Linked DNA regions of Homo sapiens: region 2 is linked to region 1. Evidence: read pairs that join two places in POLR2A ChIA-PET (ENCODE). Cell type or tissue: Caco-2. All regions are shown on one strand. Each heading gives the region's core, and the rest is flanking DNA. Links, peaks and the distances in the headings are about the cores only.

Region 1 (9,676 bases), core at 759-8,758:
CACTTGGTTTCTGTTACTTGTCTGGCAAGATTATTTTTTGAGATATTAATTTGTTAAGTTCTCTGTGATTTTCCTCCTATTCCAATCTGGAAGCCAGGCCTTGTAGTTTTTTCGAGGGGCCTAGACTGCTTGGAGTCAATGACTCTTTCAGTCTGGAGAAGTCTAAACTCATGGAAGAGAGCCCTGAGGGAAGGATGGGGGTGCTTGAGAACCTGGAGGGAGGGGCTTCAGAGTCTGCAGGTCCAGTTTCATGAGCCAACAAAGTTTGTTTTATTTTGTTTCATGTTTTCTTTTTCTTTTCTTTTTTTTTTTTTTTTTTTTTTTGGAGATGGATCTCACTCTGTCGCCCAAGCTGGAGTGTAATCTTGGCTCACTGCAATATCCACCTCCTGGGCTCAAGTGATCCTCCCACCTCAGCCTCCTGAGTAGCTGGGACTACAGGCATGCCACCATGCCTGGCTAATTTTTGTATTTTTTGTAGAGATGGGGTTTCGCCATGTTACTCAGGCTGGTCTCAAATTCCTGGACTCAAGCAATCCACCCACCTTGGCCTCCCAAAGTGCTGGGATTACAGGCGTGAGACACTGCGCCTGGCCTCATGTTTTCCTTTTTTTTTTTTTTTTTTTTTTTTTTTGAGTAAGGGTCTCTCTCTGTCACCCAGGCTGAAATGCAGTGGCATACTCTTGGCTCACTACAGCCTGAAAGTCCTAGGCTCAAGTGATCCTCCCACCTGCTTCCAAGTAGTTGGGACTACAGGTGCATGCCATCACACTGGCTCATTTCAATATTTTTGGTAGAGACAGGGTCTCCCTATGTTGGCTAGGCTCATGTTTTCAATTTTTAAAAAACATTTATGTATTTTACTCAAGCCAATTAGAGTTGGGTTTCTGCTACTTGCAACACAAAGTATCCTAACTGATACATGCCAAATACCAGTGCTATTTGAGTGATGAATGAGAAGCTAATACTTAACCTTCCCTTCTTTTTGCATCTGCTCTCTTCATACTTTCTATTGAATTTTGAATGAACTGCTTAAAAGTTAGTAATTTAAAAGTAAAGTTATGGCCGGGCGCGGTGGCTCACGCTTGTAATCCCAGTACTTTGGGAGGCCGAGGCAGGTGGATCACGAGGTCAGGAGATCGACACCACGGTGAAACCCCGTCTCTACTAAAAATACAAAAAATTAGCCGGGAGTGGTGGTGGGCGCCTGTAGTCCCAGCTACTCAGAGAGGCTGAGGCAGGAGAATGGCGTGAACCCGGGAGGCAGAGCTTGCAGTGAGCCGAGATTGCACCACTGCACTCCAGCCAGGGCGACAGAGCAAGACTCCGTCTTAAAAAAAAAAAAAAAAAAAAAAAAAAAAGTTAACTTTGGGAGCCCAAGGCGGGAGGATCGCTTGCATCCAGGCATTGAAGAGCAGGCTAGGCAACATGGGGAGATTCCCTTTCTACCAAAAAAAAAAAAAAAAAAATTAAAATTAGCCAGGCATGGTGGCATGTGCCTATAGTCCCATTTACTCAGAAGGCTGAAGTGGCAGGATCGCTTGAGCCCCTGAGGTCGAGACTGCAGTGAGCTGTGATTGTGCCACTGCTCTCCAGCCTGGGCCACAGAGCAAGACCCTGTCTCAAAAAAAAAAAAAAAAAAAAAAAATGGAAAACTGGCTGGACACAGTGGCTCATGCCTGTAATCCCAGCACTTTGGAAGGCCGAGGCAGAAGGATTGCTTAAGGCCAGGAATTTGACACCAGCCTGGGCAATAGCAAGAGCCTTGTCCCTACAAAAAAGAAAAAGAAAAGTAGCCAGGTGTAGTCCCCGCTACTGGAGAGGCTGAGGCAGGAGGACCACTTGAGCCCAGTAGTTTGAGGCTGCAGTGAGCTATAATTATGCCACTATACTCCAGTCTAAGTGACAGAGTGAGATCCTGTCCTAAAAATAATAAAATAATAATAATAATGGTAAAAAGTAAAACATAATGGAAATACCAATGCAAAACACTTCTGGACTTGTTTTATTACTTTGAATTTAAATATAATTTTCTTTCTTTTTTTAAAGTTTACTGTTTCTATTTTGGCAGGCATATTTGGTCAGAGGGATGAGCTGTAACTTAAGAGCAGATGCTGCTAGGTGCAGTGGTTCACGCCTATAATCCTAGCATTTTAGGAGCCTGAGGTGGCAGGATCACTTGAACCCAGGACTTCAAGACCATCCTGAGCAACATAGTGAGACCCCATCTCTACGAAAAATTTTAAAAATTAGCTGGGTGTGGTGGTGTGCACCTGTAGTTGCAGCTACTCAAGTGGCTGAGGTGAGATGATTGCTTCAACCCAGCAGGTCCAAGCTGCAGTGATCTGTGATCACGCCACTGCACCCCAGCCTGGGCAACAGAGCAAGACCCTGTCTCAAAAAAACAAAACAAAAAAAAGAGCAGATGCTTTATATTCATCAATGCGTATTGTTGAGAGGAGGGGGAGTTTGTCAGTCACGTAACATTCTGTTGTTGCAGTCAATTGCAGTCAATCGTATATTGTGATACAAAGTGCCAAATCATATTAATAATAGCTGGTAGGTAAATGCAGTCGTATACCTAGCGAAAGAAAATGAGACACAGTTCAAACCCAGTTTATCTGGCAGAGCCCATGTTCTTCTTACCCACAGGGGGAAAGAAATAACACAAAAGGAAAAGCTGTCTCATTCTCAATGTGTAAAAACTCGATGATGTACGTCATATTTTCTGTGGAGGGGCACATGCAGCATGTACAAGTTGGCACATAACCCTGGTTTTACTGAGAGTCTGCTGAGGTAGTGACAACCCTCTAATGGGCCAGCATCTGCCTCAAGGCTTGACTAAAAACCACCTGGATTGGACTTCTACCTTGCACAGCCCTGCTTAGCTCCCCTGCTCTGCAATAGATATCCCAAGGTGCTGCATGAACATTCCTTAGAATGAGGATTCTAGGAACAAATAATCTTAGGAAATATATGCTATAATCTGCTGCTAGGAAGTCACAGGAAACAGTGGAATATTAAAGGCTCTGAAAAGTTCTTCAGTCGAGACACAATTTTGTTGAATCCAGCATTTCCCAAATGTATATGACAATAGAACTTTTTTTTTTAAGTGAAATGTCTATTGCAATCACATAGCACTGGTGTCCCAGGAAATACATTTTGGAAAACAGTGACCCATAAGTTAAGCACTGCCGGTTTTGCATGTAACAAAAGCTTCATCCCAAGGCAGGACTACCCAATAGACCAAGGCAGGAATGCCAAAGAAATATTTTTTAAAGGAATTAGATTTTTTTAAAAAAAGACACAATAGTCATTTTAGGAAAAGCAGAATTTTGTTAAGTATATTTTATTATATTTTATTGAAAATAGAGACAGGGGTCTGGCGCAGTGGCTCACGCCTGTAATGCCAGCACTTTGGGAGGCTGAGGCGGATGGATCACAAGGTCAAGAGATTGAGACCATCCTGGCCAATATGGTGAAACCCCCTCTCTACTAAAAATACAAAAATTATCTAGGCATGGTGGCACGTGCCTGTAATCCCAGCTACTTGGGAGGCTGAGGCAGGAGAATCGCTTGAACCAGGGAGTCGGAGGTTGCAGTGAGCCAAGATTGCACCACTGCACTCCAGCCTGGCGACAGAATGACACTCCGTCTCAAAAAAAAAAAAAAAAAAAAAGGTAGAGATGGGATCCCACTAGGTTGCCCAGGCTGATCTTGAGCTCCCACCCTCAAGTGATCCTCCCATCTCAGCCTCCCAAAGTGCTGGGATTACGGGCATGAGTCACTGCGCCCAGACTTGTTAAATTTAAATGCTTGGGGGAGGAGAGGTTAGAATTATTTCAACCGTGAAGAACATATGTTTGGGGGATATTATTATCTTTTTGCTGTCTTAGACCCAGCTTCAGGCCTGCAGAGGATGGATCTGGGAGTTTGTGGCACTGCCTGTCGGAGGCCCTGTGAACTCAGCCTTTCTGTAATATCTGCCACACTGACTTGCCCCAACAGTCAGACTTTTGCCTTAGTTTTTCCACCTGGCCTTCCAGGCCTCCGCTGGAACTACAGTTCTTGTCTTTGGTGCAGCTCCTTCCCCCAGGAAAGTTTCATCTCTGGACAGTAGCTAGAGTCCTGGGGGCTGGAGCTGAAAAATTGTGCACTCTATCCCATATGCCCAGCTGCCTGTCTTCCCACCAGAAATCACCTCTACCCAGGTGGACTCAGAAGATGCCAACGTCTTACCAAACTTCACTGGCCCTCTCATACCCTTTGGACCCTTTGAGACTTCACAGAATTATGGTGTCCACTCTGGCCCCCACCTCTTCTTTGTTTTACTCACATGAGTTCCTCAGACTTACCCGCGTGGAAGTAGTAGCTGTCATTGCACATACAAACTCCCCTGCTACCTGCATACTCATCCAAAGCACAGGCTCCAACTCTGGGACCACTACTCTGGGTGTGTTTAGGGGAGGTTTGACTGGCCCCAGTTACAGCAGAGGATTTTGTTGTTTCCGAGGACCTGGGGAGAAGGCCTGTGGAATGAGCAGCTGTCATCTCATGTGACTGGATTATAGCAGTGGCAACACTGGAGGTTGATTCTGCCAGATGGGAAGGTGTCTGTGAGACTGTGTTATGATGTGTTCCAGACAACTTGCTTATCATGGAGGTGGTTGTTGGGGATAAGGATGCAGCTGTAGTTTTTCCTTCCTGAGTCTCAGATGTAGTTGTTCCAAGAAGAGTTGTCCCGAGAGTGGTTGTGTTTAGCAAGGTAGTGTGCATAACTTCGCTGGCTGTCATGGGTGAAGATTCTTTTATGCCAGTGGTTTTGTTCAGTGCTGTTGGGGATGTAGTTATAGCTGACTTCCCAGAGACAGTGGTTGCCATGGACCCGGATGATTGAACATGATGGCCTGGCGTGCTCTTTGCTGTTGGGGATGTAGTTATAGCTGACTTCCCAGAGACAGTGGTTGCCATGGACCCAGATGATTGAACATCACTGCCTGGTGTGTTCAGTGCTGTTGGGGATGTGATTGTGTCTGATTCCTGAAAGCCAATGGACACTGATGATTGTGTCCCATTGACTGTGGTGTTTGATGCTGATGGAGTTATAATTGGAGTTTCCTGATTCTGTTTTGGGGTCTCAACTGAAGAGGCCGTGCTGGATAAAGCTGTGGTTCTTGATATCCCTCCCTGGTCCTTCAATGTAGAAGTCATGATGGAATTTGGCAGCAGTGTACCCTTGGAGGTTGTGCTGATAGTTGTGTTTAATTTCTCTTCCTGAGTTTTTTGTATTGAAGTTGTCTGCTCAGTGGACCCATTAGAGCTGCTGTTTGTGGAGAGGTTGGAGGAGCAGCTGGTGTTGTATGCTTCTGGGACTCAGATGTTGATGTCTTGTCAGTTGTTGGTGAACTGTTAAGTACAGCTGGAGAGACATTGTCTTTCCCTTTGTTAAACAGAGTTGAAGTTGTAGATGAACACAATATAATTTCCTCAGGTGCAGAGTCTTCTGTGGAGTGTATTGTTTTTGACACAACTCCCCAGATTGTAACACTGCCTGTGAAAAAACAAATAAACAGAAGGTAATCTAGACTGGGTATTGTGACTCATGCCTATAATCCCAGCACTTTGGGAGACCGAGATGGGAGGAATACTTGAGGGCAGGAGTTTGAGACCAGCCTGCTCAACATAGCGAGACCCCATCTAAGTAGAGAAAAATAAAAATTAAAAAAAGAGGCCGGGCATGGTAGCTCATGCCTGTAATCCCAGCACTTTGGGAGGCTGAGGTGGGCAGATCATGAGGTCAGGAGTTCGAGATCAGCCGGGCCAACATGGTGAAACCCCATATCTACTGAAAAAAAAAAAAATTAGCCAGGTGTGGTGTCCCATGCCTGTAGTCCCAGCTACTTGGGAGGCTAAGTCAGGAGAATCACTTGAACCTGGGAGGCAGAGGTTGCAGTGAGCTGAGATCATGCCACCGTGCTCCAGCCTGGGTGACAGAGAGAAACTCCATCTCAAAATAAATAAATAGATAAATAAATAATAAAAGAGAAAGCAATCTACCTGTTCCTTCCACCAAACCAGAGTTATTTTCAGATGTTATGACTTGTCAAATATTCTTACTGGGAGACTCCCTAAAAATAATATCAGGTCGTGCACAGTGGCTCACGCCTATAATCTCAGCACTTTGGGAGGCTGAGGCGGGAGGATTGATTAAGCCCGGGAATCTAAGGTTATAGCAAGCTCTGATTGTGCCACTGCACTCCAGCCTGGATGACGAAGTGAGACCCTATCTCTAAAATAAAATTATATATATAAAATATATATACATATAAATATATATTATATATACATATAAATATATATTATATATACATATATAAATATATATTATATATAATGTAGTGGGTGTTGATTTACATACATATGTAAATCTTACCAGCTCACATTTATGTGCCAGCTCTGTGCCAATAGATTTCAACAGATGTATACCAGGGAGAGAGAATTTTACTTGTGCAGGTAACTATGTCTCATTCCACTCAATGGCTACTCTAGACAGTGCAAGTCAGTAAAAGACAGAAATCTGTTATCTCAATTGGTGTTTGATTTCTTGATGCCTTGTTTGATATTAGTTTCCTACTGCATTGAATATGATTCTAGTATTTAAAGATACGATTTTTTTCTTTTTTGAGACAGAATCTCGCTCTGTCACCCAGGCTGGAGTGCAATGGTGTAATCTCAGCTCACTGCAACCTCAGCTTCCCGGGTTCAAGCCATTTTCTTGCCTCAGACTCCTGAGCAGCTGGGACTACAGACATGAGCCACCATGCCTGGCTAATTTTTGTATTTTTAGTAGAGACAGGGTTTTACCATGTTGCCCAGGCTGGTCTCAAACTCCTGACCTCAAGTGATCTGCTTGTCTCAGCCTCCCAAAGTGCTGGGATTACAGGGATGAGCCACTGTGCCCGGCCTAAAGATATGAATTTTTTGAACAATATGACCCCTAACTGCAAGCCGAGTGTTTCATTGAGTGTCATAGCAGTCAAGGATCATTTTGATATTGTTCAAGTGTCACCCTGCCCAGGTAAGGTGCTGCTCCAATGCACAGGCACATTAAATCCTTACAACCAACCTGTAGAAAAGGACTATTATTTCCATTTATCAAATGAAGAAACTGAGGATCAGACAGGTGAAGACATCTGTCCAAGGTCACACAGCCAGGAAGTGGTGCCACTGCATTTGAAACAAAGTCCATCAGACACCAGAACCCAATGCCTTCCCTACCACACTGCACTGCCTTACAAAAACACAGCTTTATTCTCATGGTTGAGCCAGCTGCTCTCTCTAGAAAGGCCCAAATCAATTATGTTGGGCTGGATTCCTTGGAAACCTTCTTCTTTCCCCTGGGTAATGGGCAGAAATAGGCCCATCACCTGATGTGCTGTTTTTGCATTCTTGGCAGTTTTCTTTCTTTCTTTCTTTCTTTCTTTCTTTTTTTTTTTTTTGAGACAGCCTCACTCTGTCACCGAGGCTGGAGTGCAGTGGCGTCATGTTGGCTCACTGCAACCTCTGCATCCTGGGTTCAAGTGATTCTCCTGCCTCGGCCTCCCAAGTAGCTGGGACAACAGGCGCATGCCACCGTGCCCTGCTAATTTTTGTGTTTTTAGTAGAGATGGGTTTTTGCCATGTTGGCCAGGCTGGTCTCGAACTCCTGGCCTCAAATGATCCACCCGCCTCAGCCTCTCGAAGTGCTTGGATTATAGCCGTGAGCCACCGTGTCCAGCCTCTTGGCAGTTTTCAAAAGGCTAACTCAGAAAATTGGAGGCTGGCCAGGCATGGTGGCTCACGCCTGTAATCCCAGGATTTTGGGAGGCTGAGATGGGAGGATCACCTGAGGTCAGGAGTTCGAGACCAGCCTGACCAACATGGTGAAACCTCGTCTTTACAAAACACACAAAATTAGCCAGGCGTGGTGGCACACACCTGTAATCCCAGCTACTTGGAAGGCTGAGATAGGAGAATCGCTTGAACCCGGGAGGCACAGGTTGCAATGAGCCAAGATCATGCCATTGCACTCCAGCCTGGGCAACAAGAGCAAAACTCAAAAAAAAAAAAAAAAAGGAAAAGAAAAGAAAAGAAAAAAAACTGGAAGTGACCCAGCCCAGGTGGCAGGCTCATTCTTTGTCCTTCCCATCGCCTAATTCTGAAGATGCACCAACCCTTCTTTTCTGGCACCATCCACACCCTCACTTTTTTTTTAGAGACAGAGTCTCAGTTGCCCAGGCTGTAGTGCCGTGGTGCAATCATGGCTCACTGCAGCCTCAAACTCCTGGGCTCAAGTGATCCTCTTGCCTCAGCCTCCTGAGTAGCTGGGACTACAAGTGCGCACCACCACACTCGACTAACATTTTTCTTTTTATTATTTATTTATTTATTTGAGATGGAGTCTCACTCTGTCACCAGGCTGGAGTGCAGTGGCGTGATCTCAGCTCACTGCAACCTCTGCCTTCTGGGTTCAAACAATTCTCCTGCCTCAGCCTCCCGAGTAGCTGGGACTACAGGCGCACCACATTGCACACACATTGCACCACACCCAGTTGATTTTTTTTTTCCTCACTCTGTCACCAGGCTGGAGTGCAGTGGCACAATCTCAGCTCACTGCAACCTCCACCTCCTGGGTTCAAGTGATTCTCCTGCCTTAGCCTCCCGAGTAGCTGGGACTATAGGCGCATGCCACCACGCCCAGCTGATTTTTTTCTTTTCTTTCTTTCTTTCTTTCTTTCTTTCTTTTTAAAGACAGATTCTCACTCTGTTGCCAGGCTGGAGTAAAGTGGCACAATCTCAGTTCACTAAAACCTCCACCTCCCGGGTTCAAGTGATTCTCTTGCCTCAGCCTCCTGAGTAGCTGGGACTACAGGCGCGTGCCACCACGCCCAGCTAATTTATTTTTTATTTTTTTAGTAGAGACAGGGTTTCTCCATGTTGGCCAGGATGGTCTTGATCTCTTGACCTCATGACCTGCCCCCCTCAGCCTCCCAAAGTGCTGGGATTACAGGCGTGAACCACTGCACCCAGCCTTCTTTTTATTTTTTGTAGAGATGAGGTCTCACTATATTACCCAGGATGGTCTCAAACTCTTGGCCTCAAGCAATCCTCCTGCCTTGGCCTCTAAAAGTGCTGGGATTGTAGGCATGAGCCACCTTGCCCAGTCCCACACCCACTTTCTTCTGGCCCTGTGCAGAGCTAAGGGATTGCAACAGGCCAGGGGAATTGGCAAGGATGCTTGGAAAGGGTAGGGGGACCTACGCTCTACACCTGGCTCTATTACTGGCTTGCTGGGTGACGCTGGGGAAGGTCTCACCTCTCTCTGGGCCTCCATGTTCCTCTTAGCCTAGTGAGGGACTTGGCTCAGTGTGGAGGAGCATTGTAAACTCTAGTCATCTGTGGGGTCCATTTGCAACAAAGATCTAGTTTGCACTGAACCTATATGTCTTGCTATAGGGGTCTCAAGTTTTTATTTGCAGGGAGGGATGTTTCCACTGAATCTGACTTTATGTTTTTTCCATATAGTTAATCAGTTATCCCTGCCCCCTTATGGAAAAGTCCATCTTTCCCCCAACCAACACCACATTATCTTACTGTTACTTTATAGTAAGCCTCAATATTTGGTCGGGTGAGTCAC
Region 2 (9,676 bases), core at 927-8,926, 430 kb after region 1:
GACCCCGTAGGGTAGGTCCTCAGCTGTCTATCTATCTCCTTTGTAGCATTTCCTATGACCTGCAGTCACTTCACTTACTTGTCAGTTTCCCTTACCATCGCTTTCTCCCCTCTTGACCCCTTGACTGCAGGGCTTATGACTGTCTCACTCTCAGCGGTGTCCCTGGCCTCTAGCCCAGTGTCTGGTCCGTTGCAGGCACTCACCAAGCATCTGCTGAATGATGGAACAGACGGACACTCAACTGGGGTGGCCAGGAGACGGCAGGGGCGAGACTCTCCTTTGCCTTTTTTGGGCTGTGTGACCTCAGGCAAGTTGCTGCTCCTCCCTGGGCCTCTTCCCAATCTAAACCTGAGTATAAATAAACAACTGCATCTGAAGGGCTGGCCTCATGCTTCTCGAATATATCAGGACCGATTTCAGGGGAGGTAATAGAAGTTGGAATCGTTTACTAAATTATACCTTAAATCAACTGCTGGCTGATTATTATTTCTGATGGTAACATTGCAATGGTTTTTCTAGGAGTCACTGATGTGCAATGAGCCCAATCATATTTCTTATTCAATAAACTCTTTTATTCTAGTCCACAGATTTTTCCATTACAATAATAATGAAAATAGCACTAGTAATTTGTAACACTGAGGCCCAAAGGGAAACCCCTCCTCAAATTATAAGGTAAATGACACAAAGTTGAACATAGGGTCAGTGTTGGGCAAAAAGCATTTAAAATATAGATAACGGGGTCAAGATTTTGTGTGTGTGCAAACACTGGGTTTTGTTTTTCAGGATGACACCATTTTAGAAAGTGCATGATTTTGAAAACTATATGTGTAATTGTGACAAAACTAAACTGTAGAGAAAAGACAAAATCAAGCAAAAACAAAAACCAAGAAACCAAAAGGAAGCAAATCAAATACAAGGGGCGGATATGCAAACCTCCGGTCCTTTGGCCCTGGAATGGCAAGTGAGTGGGCTTCATAGAAATTCTCTGTAGAAAGGAATGTGTGGGCCAGTGTGGCCATGGCCCTGGCCTGACATCGCTGAGTCTCCAAGTCTTGTCTCCTCACAGAGGAAAAGAAGTTGCTTGTCCGACACATCTGCTGGGGGTCTGCCCGAGATGGGGCCTTCGTTCCCAATCCCTTTGAGAACAGTCTCAAATCCTGAAAAGGCAAGGCATCCCTGCGGCGGCCCCAGGGCGGCGGCAGGAGATGGGGTCAGTGTCTGCCCCAGGCTCTGCCGGAGCTGTCTGAGTGGTTCACCGGGAGTGGGTGGGCCTCGGTGTTGAACACCCAGTCTTCCAGGGAGAGCAAGTCATCTTCAGAGAACAGAAGATAGAGATACCTGTGCCCCACGCAGGGCAGGGAAGCAAGACACAGTCTGTCAGTGGCCTGGGGAAGAAGGGTGGGCCTGGGAACAAGTCTCAGGGCCTTTGTGATAGGCCTATGGTCAAGGTCTGGAGCCTTGCAACCCCAAAACTGTGGGCAGCAGGGTGGGGGTGCTAGTCCTGGGGAAGGAGGCTGTGGCTGCAGAGAAAAGCCTTGAGCTTTGGGGTCAGAAGGACTTAGTTTACCCTGGCTCTGCCATCAGCCAGCTTCACCTGCCCGGCCCTGTATGTGAGCCCTTATGGTCCAGATTCTCTGCAGGGGTGCCTGAGGGCTGCTGCAGTCCAGTTGACTCTCACGTGCCCCGCTGCTGCCCACTAAGACTCTATATTCAGAGTACACATTGGGGCACTGAGAAGAACATGGGGTTGTGACTCTAGAACTCCAGCTTCCAGGTTGTGGGTTTTTTCCTCACTGGAAGGAACTGATCATTCTGACCCACCCTAAAGGGTTAAAGCACAAGGGGCTTGCTTTGGGGAACAGTGAGGAAGTGGGATGGCCAACTTCCATGGCATGAAATCGAGGAGGGCACAGCAGCCACACTGCAGAGGCCACAGGAGGGAAAGTCAATGCCAGCAACCAGCACTGACATCATCATCGTTAACCCTATCCCATTTTACACACGAGGACGCGGTTCCCAGAACGGAAGCAACCTGGGGAGATAAGCGAGAAACTGAAGGAACCTGCGGTATCACACGGTGCGTCCCTAGGGAACTTGGATTCTAGCCCAGTCTCACTCTCCGAGAAAGCGGCCTGGCCCAAGGCTCACACCTGGGGTGCAGCCCTCTGGATCCCAAGCCCTTCACCCCTTTTGGGCTCCCGTCCTGTGACCACAGAACCTGACTGTGGAGGGGAGGGACTGCGGACCCCTACCCTCAACCTCCCACCTGTCCATCCCTAGGAAGAGCCCACACTGCTCACTTTAGTGTCTCCGCTAGAAAGAAGCTCTGCTGCTTGTTGTCGTGGTTGGGGGTGCTACTGTACACGTCTTGGATCCCAGAGAAACCGGCTTCTGTCCGACAGTATTTCTCCAAGGCCTGAGGAAGGGGAAGAGGAGGAGGAAAACAGCCTTAACACGGGACAGGAAAGGCCCCTCAAGACTTGTGCATGCCTGGCAGGCTGGAGCTAGAAGAAAGCAGACAGCACCCCCACCCCTTGGCTGGGGACTCCTGGCATTTGTGGGAACAGAAGGTCAAATTATTCTTTCGGGGTTTAGCCACCTGTCCCCAGGCTGGAGGGGCCACACTCCTTCCACCCACACCTCTGAGAGCTCTGGCCCGATGGGCTGCCTGTCCTGAGCTCTTCACCTGGTTTGAACTTAGAGGAAGCTTCTCTTTGTGTTTCAGGGGACTAGGCTGGTCTTACAGATTCACCCACAGTGGTAGGCAGAGGTGAAGAGAAGCCACGGGTGATGGCCATGGGCTGGGATTTGGGGACGGACTTGGTACTCCAGGGATTCTCAGGAGAGATGGCCCCTGGGCTGGAGGCAAGTGAGCCAAGCCATTCATCTTTCTATATAAATGCATTTTTTTTTCTTGAGACAAGGTCTCATTTTGTCGCCCAGGCTGGAGGGCAGTGGGGCGATCAGAGCTCACTCTGCAGCTTCAACCTCTGCAGTTCGAGCAATCCTCTTGCCTCAGCCCCTCAAGCAGCTGGGACTATAGGCGTGCGTCACCATGCCTGGATAATTTTTGTATTTTTCTGTATAGATGGGGTTTTGCCGTGTTGCCTATAGGCTGATAAATACAATTTCTACCCACGGAGGGGGTCTATGGACTGGGCATAGGAGCACAAGACGCTTGGCCTTTGAAGGCCAAGAACAATGGTCCTGGGGAAGCAGGTGGACTTAACAGGGCCAGTAAACCTGAGCATGCCCTGGACCCCGTCTGAGTGCAATGCTCGGAATGGGCACGGGGGTGGTGGGGGAGATAGGGGCAGAGAAGGCTCAGCATCCACCAGGGAACCTGCTGGAATCCCCACACCTGCCTTTGACACCTCCCCCAAGACAGCCATTAAATTTCCACCTAGGTGTGGGGCCGGAGGCTGAGGGCAGGGTAGGCCTCAAGGGCCAGTAGAGACTAGGGTGGGGGGGTCCCTCAGGCTGGGCTGCCTGTGGGAAGAGGAGGGAGGTGGAGGTGAGCTGCCCAGCTTCGAGATCAGGAAAGCGTCTGTTGGGACAGCGGTGGCCGCGTGGTGCCTGCGTGGTGCTCTAGGCAGCTGCCTAGCCTCTGACCCTCTAAGTTTGCTGAGGCCTGGTCCCAGGCCCCAAGGATATGGGCACTCAGAACCCTCTTCACAAGTCTGGCCTGTCCTGTCTCAGGACAACTTTGCCCAGCTGGGGACTCTTGGCTCTGTAACCACCACCTTGACCCTTTGCACTCTGAACTGTGGTCAGAGGTCAACGTGGCTTGGCCTTCCACTCCAGGCCCAAGCCAGGGCACCTAGCACCCAGCCTGTAAATTCTCAGGGGCATCTAGCACCTTGCTGCCCATCCCTGGGGCCCACTCACCAGCACCACCTCCCAGCCCCACTCCCTGTAGATGGGGTTGTGGGTCTGTCGCCACAGGTACATGTAGCTCTCCACCACCTCTGGCCGGAGGATGTAGTAGCTCTCGCTCAGCTGGGTGGCCACGGCCTCTCTGCCGGAGTTAAACCAGAAGGCCTCAGGCCCAAGTTTGGTGTCTGGGGAAACAGCCAAGCAGAGGGCCCAGGTCAGACCTCCCACCTCCTGCTTTTCGGGATCCAGGAGAGATGTCAGTTGCCTTGAACCCGCGGCCAGGGTGATGTCAGGTGTGTGTGGGTGTGGGGTGCCCCTGCCTGGACTGCTGTGTAAGGCTGCACCGGGCAGATGCACAGCTTCCCTCTTGGCCTGGGCTGGACAGAACAAGACCCTCGGGGACTGGAAATGTGAGCAGCTTTGGACTCTGAGAGTCCAAATGAGCTACTCAGCAGTCTGGGTAGGTGAAGGTTTGGGCGGGGTTCCACAACTGTGTACTTTGAGGCAATAGCTCTGCAAGAGGTTAGCCAGACCTCAGCCAAGAGGGTTTCGGGTTTCAACACATCTGGGGAACCGAGGGTTAAACAAAATAAGTCTCCCATCTGCAGGATTTATCAGATCCTTTAATATGCTAATGTGAAATGAGGCTTCTCCTTGGGACCCTTTGTCTTAGAAAACTGCTTTTAACACCTCCCAGAACAAACTTCGAGAGTTTGGGAACAGCTGAGGTAGAGATGGAGGGAAGATTGCCCAGGAATGCACCTACTCCCACAGAGGGAGCTGAGGAAGGAGGGCCTGAGGGAGCCTGGGTTCTGTCATTGTCACTGTTTGGTTTTGAGGCAATTTGCTGTCATTCTTGTCATATGGCCATAATTATAACCACCTCTGTAGCCACTATTTATGATTTCAAAGGCCGTGCTGGGTGCTTTAATACACTATTTCTATCCTTAAAAAATGTTTCTTTAGTAAGGTAATTGCTACTATCCCTCTCACGCATGTGGAAACTGAGGATCAGAGAGGCTAAGTAATTTGCCCAAGGTAACACAGCGAGTTGTGGCTGAGTTGGGACTTGACCCTGGATGTGTCTGATGCCTCTCCTAGGGCGGTGCTCTTTCCCTCCTGGGTCTAACCCTCATAGGCCCAACATGTAGGGTATGAGGGCCAGATCCTTCTCCCTTTAATGCCTGTCCCTCCTGTCCAGGTCACCCAAGTCCCCAGCTCCATTCCTAATGTGAGCCCTCTTCCCTACTACCAGGGTTCAAAACCCTGAGAGGCCCTAGGTTGCTTTTACTTTAGAGGCAGGGGTTAGAGGTTTGCAGGACTTCCTGCTCTTCCATGGAGGGCTTCAGGGAAGAGGAATTAGCTAGACCCTAGCCTCTCTAACCTTTTCAAATGGTGTAGCGGCTCCTGGCCATCAGAAAACAGTCATTTTGCCAAGTCGCTAGTGGGGTGAAGGCAGGAGCCACTGCTACAGGCGTCCACAGGACAAGCCGAGGCTGGCTAGAACAATATGCTTTATTAAGCGGCTGTCTTTTATGGTCTGGGCTGATTGTCTCAGACAAATAGCGAGCCTTTTATTAGTCCTGAGATTTCTTATTTGTTTATGGCCCTGGCAGAGCAAGCTCTTTGAAGAGAATGGACAACCAGTTTTAAAGACCCATTGCGAATCTCTGACTTCCTGGAAACAGCTCCAGGAGACCCCATTCAGCTGGGGCGGGCACAGACACATCATGATGGGCGGTCAGCAAGTGCCTGCAGTGCTGCTGGCCAAAGGTGGCTGCCAAGGTACTTTCTCATGGGACCCTGTGCCTCACTCTGAGACCTGTGTCATGATTCCCATCGAACAGATAAGAAAACAGAGGCTGCCCATCTGGCCTCTCTAATCTTTTCAAATGGTGTAGCGGCTCCTGGCCATCAGAAAACAGTCATTTTGTCAAGCGCTGCTTGAGCCTGGGATTTTTACTGCAAATCTTGGGTCGTCCCCTCCAACCAACACTGGGATTACCACTCAGAGCGGTGGGCGTCTCCTGGGACCACACGGGGGCTGGGGATTTTTCTGAGGGGTGCAGTTTGCGCACGGGGTGGAACCAGGCATCAGAAGGCCTGGGTTCCAGCCCAGGATCAATTCCTCATGTGCAGTGTGACTTTGGCTAAGTCACTTCCCCTCTCTGGGCTGACTCCACTTCTCTGTGTAGAATGAGGAGCCAGGCTCAGGCTCTCAAATGTGACCTCTGATTCTAGCATCGGACAATTCAGTGGTGAGTGGTGGGTGGGGAGGACCAAGCTCTCAGGCTTTCCGGTGATCATGGGTCAAAGAGGGCGACTAAACAGGTGGGAGCAGGAGGCGGTGAAACCCCCTCTAAGGAGGGTGCCGGGGGAAAGGCAGAGGCACATTTGAAAGTAGGAGACTCAGGGTGGGACATGTGCCGGGCTCAGGAAGCCGCCGTTTCTGCCTCCGGGGCTGGAGGATCCTTTACTCTGTGCCCCTCTCAAGGGACCTTGGCCAAGTAATCTCTGAGCCTCAGTTTCCTCATCTGTGTGGTGAGGTTCAGTGATGTTGTGTCAAGTGCGGAAGAGTACCAGGTACATGCAAAGCGCTTCCTGTGTCTGTACTAGTTTCCCTTTCATTCAGGGTATGGTCTCGGAGCCTGGAGAGTACCTCTCTCAAATTCTACTTAACTTCCAAGGGGAGGCTTCCCTAAGGCCATGTGCTCCCTTCGCTCACTGCTGCCGGTCTTTCCAGTTCTTCCTGGTGTCTAGCCTCAGTCTCTCCTGCTGCCCCTTCCCCTTGCAGGGTTACCTGAGCGGGCGTATGACTCGTGACACGTCTTGGTGATCTGGGCTGCGAGCTCTCGGTAGTGGGCCCTCTTTTCTTCCTTGGCATCCTCGGCGCCAAGGGCGATCATGCCCCCGGAGAAACAGGCCAGGTGCCCCATCTTGTGGTCCAGAATCCCCCCTCGCCACTCGGCAATGTAGGTCAGCCCCCCGGGAGAGACATTCAGCAAGTAGGTCTCTATCGCCTGGGAGCAAGGTGGGGATTGGGCAGGGAGAAGGGGCGTGGGAGGGCACAGAGAAGGGGGGGAAAGGATGGAAAATGAACATTTTGGAGACAGTAGCAAGGGCAGCTCTGCCAAGCCCTCCATCCCAGGCAAAGGAGGCCCATTGATCTCTGCTGGTCAAGATGCCTGCCAGGGCACAGGAGGGGCTGCTATTCGCTGGGAGGCTCAGACACAGGGCAGCTCCCCAGGGCAAGTCTCTTACACAGCCTTTAAAATCTTCCATGTTTTAAAAAACGTTAAAAAATATTTTAAGGTGATCCTCCTCCTCCATTATGTCCTCTGTTTGATCTTAACCAGAAGCCCAGCTGGCCTGTGGATGGGCTTCAGGGGTCCAGGCCCTTAAAACTGTACCCAACACTTTCTGGTGGATGTGCATCTTTATGGGAAGAGTGTCCATCTATTCTTACCAGTTTCTCAAAAAGAACCTGCAGAAAATTAAGAGCTGTTCTCTAGGAGTATCTTGTCACACGTTTCCTCATTTAATGCCTACAGCAAGCCAGGCACCTGGGCTGCCGCGCCCTACACAGACAAATGGGAGGTGTGGCAGCTTGTCCCAGGCCACCCAGCCACACCAGCCTAGAAACAAGACCCCACAATGTCCAGAGCTCTGCTTCTTCCACTACCTGATGGCCATGCCTTTTGGTGGGAAGGGAGGTGATGCTGTTGTAAAGACTCTGGGATGTCGGGGGCGTGAGGGGGTCAGACTGCTCTCACCCCAGGAGCCCTGGGGACCAAGGGGAGGGAGGAAGCTGCTCACACAGTCTCGAGGCCAGACTCCATGGGCTGGTGGGGCCTGGCCCATGGCTGGGGTCCTCTGGGGCCCTTCCAGGCCTCTGCCTCCACTTTCACCCCTCCAATCTACTCTCCAGGGGGTCTCTGTACTCTGCAATTAACAAACCGGATCATATCATCTGCCTGCTTAGAACCTTCAGTGGTTTCCAAGTGCCCTTATGTGAAAACACCAGAGGGGCCTCCAAGACTCCACGATCTGGACCTTGAGGGTGGACCTGATTCTATGGACATGGCTCTGGGGCACAGACTCATCAGGTTCAAATTTCATCTCCACCAGTTCCACGCTGTGTGACACTGGGCAGGTTGTATGTTCTCTCTGTGCCTCAGTTTCCTAACGTGTAAACTGGGGATAAGAGCATTAACTGCCTCATAGGGTTGTGAGAATTAAATGAGATATGCCTGCAGGACTTGGCCTATTTCCCAGCACAGAGCGAGTCCCCACTAATTACTGACCCCTATGATTCCACTCTAGTCTGTCTCCTGCCCCTCCCTCCTCACACCCTACCTCACCTACACTGGCCTTTTTTCACTCAGGTACCCTCCTGGCTTACAATATCTCGGCAGCCATGTAATATTTCCTTGGTGTCAGCGCTGTGCTAGGTACTGGGGCTACAGGTGTGCTGGAGAGGAGCCTGGACTCTGCCTCAGGGAGCTCACCCATTAGTGCAGAGAATTCCCAACAAAACCAAATATATATGAGAGGTGCAATTCGTTTTGTTTTGAGACACAGTCTTACTCTGTCACCCAGGCTGAAGTGCAGTGGCATGATCTTGGCTCACTGCAACCTCCGCCTCCCAAGTTTAAACCATTCTCGTGCCTCAGCCTCCCAAGTAGCTGGGTAATTATAGGCGTGTGCCACCACCCCCGGCTAATTTTTGTATTTTTAGTAGAGATGGGGTTTCACCATGTTGGCCAGGCTGGTCTTGAACTCCTGACCTCAGGGGATCCACCCACCTCGGCCTCCCAAAATGTTGGGATTACAGGCGTGAGCCACCACAACTGGCTGAGAGGTACAATTTGTGATCAGCATTTTGAATAAAACAAAGTGAGAGGATGAGATTAAAAAATGCAGGGGTATGCGGGGAGGGGCTGGACGCAGTGGCTCACGCCTGTAATCCCAGCACTTTGGGAGGCTGAGGCAGATGGATCATTTGAGCCCAGTAGTTTGAAACCAGCCTGGGCAACATGGCAAAAACCCATCTCTACTAAAAATATAAGAATTAGCCAGGCACGGTAGTGCATACCTGTAGTCCCAGCTACTTGGGAGGCTGAGGTGGGAGAATCACTTGAATCCAGGAGGCAGAAGTTGCGGTGAGCCAAGATTGCACCACTGCACTCCACTCTGGGCAATAGAGTGAGACTCTGTCATAAAAAAACAAACAAACAAAAAACCCAAGAAAACAAAACAAAACAAAAAAAACTGGGGTGGGGGCAGTGCTGTACTTTGCAGAGGGAGGTCAGGGAAAATCTCTCTGCAAAGGTGACATTCTTGAAAGCTGCATTTTTCTTCCTGCTTCGGGGCTTAGCTGGTGCTGCGCCTCCTTCCTGCATGCTCCAGCCCTGACTCTGCTAACCCCACCTCCTCCAGAATGTCACTTCCTTGGAGAGAATGCCCCAATTTAAACCAGCACTGCCACTGCCATTACCTATGGGCCCCTGTCACCCTTCTACATGGTGCCATTCCTACTTGGCATCTGTTTCTGTTGTATATCTGTCTCTCTCTCAGACTCTGAGTGCCGTGTGACAGCAGAAGCCACCAGCAGCAGCCTCCAGCCAGTGCCCGACACACAGAAGATGCTCAAGGAACACTCGCTCACTCCTGGGTCTGTTTTTTCCTTTTTTCTCTCCTGTCAGGGCCCAGGGCTGGTGGGCTGGCTGCAGGACCCACACTGAGTGGCAGATGGAAAAGCGCTGACAATGTGACATGCCAGGGCACCTGCTCCACATGG

The links. ChIA-PET counts read pairs that join two places held together with the same protein. Peaks named below come from ENCODE experiments on the same cell type or tissue, not always from the same donor. Only the 100,000 strongest peaks of a DNase experiment are listed, where the experiment ranks them.
Region 2: POLR2A ChIA-PET joins it to region 1 with 16 read pairs; 2 of 35 experiments call an interaction of 5 or more read pairs at or near these places.

Annotation. Positions count from the first base shown.
Region 1 is chr1:26,205,590-26,215,265 of GRCh38, reverse strand. No RefSeq gene overlaps it. Among named protein-coding and RNA genes, the nearest start is that of CATSPER4, 20 kb to the right of the region's middle. In Caco-2, for the core only: no CTCF peak of the experiment used is centred there; no DNase peak of the experiment used is centred there.
Region 2 is chr1:25,775,325-25,785,000 of GRCh38, reverse strand. It overlaps MAN1C1 (mannosidase alpha class 1C member 1), which reads right to left. Exons shown (of 12, transcript NM_020379.4): 9 at 6,677-6,896; 10 at 3,889-4,061; 11 at 2,301-2,416; 12 at 551-1,338. The coding sequence ends at 1,212. Among named protein-coding and RNA genes, the nearest start is that of SELENON, 20 kb to the left of the region's middle. RefSeq lists enhancers at 657-1,279, 3,784-4,406, 4,407-5,029, 9,632-9,676. In Caco-2, for the core only: no CTCF peak of the experiment used is centred there; a DNase peak (open chromatin) is centred at 4,343.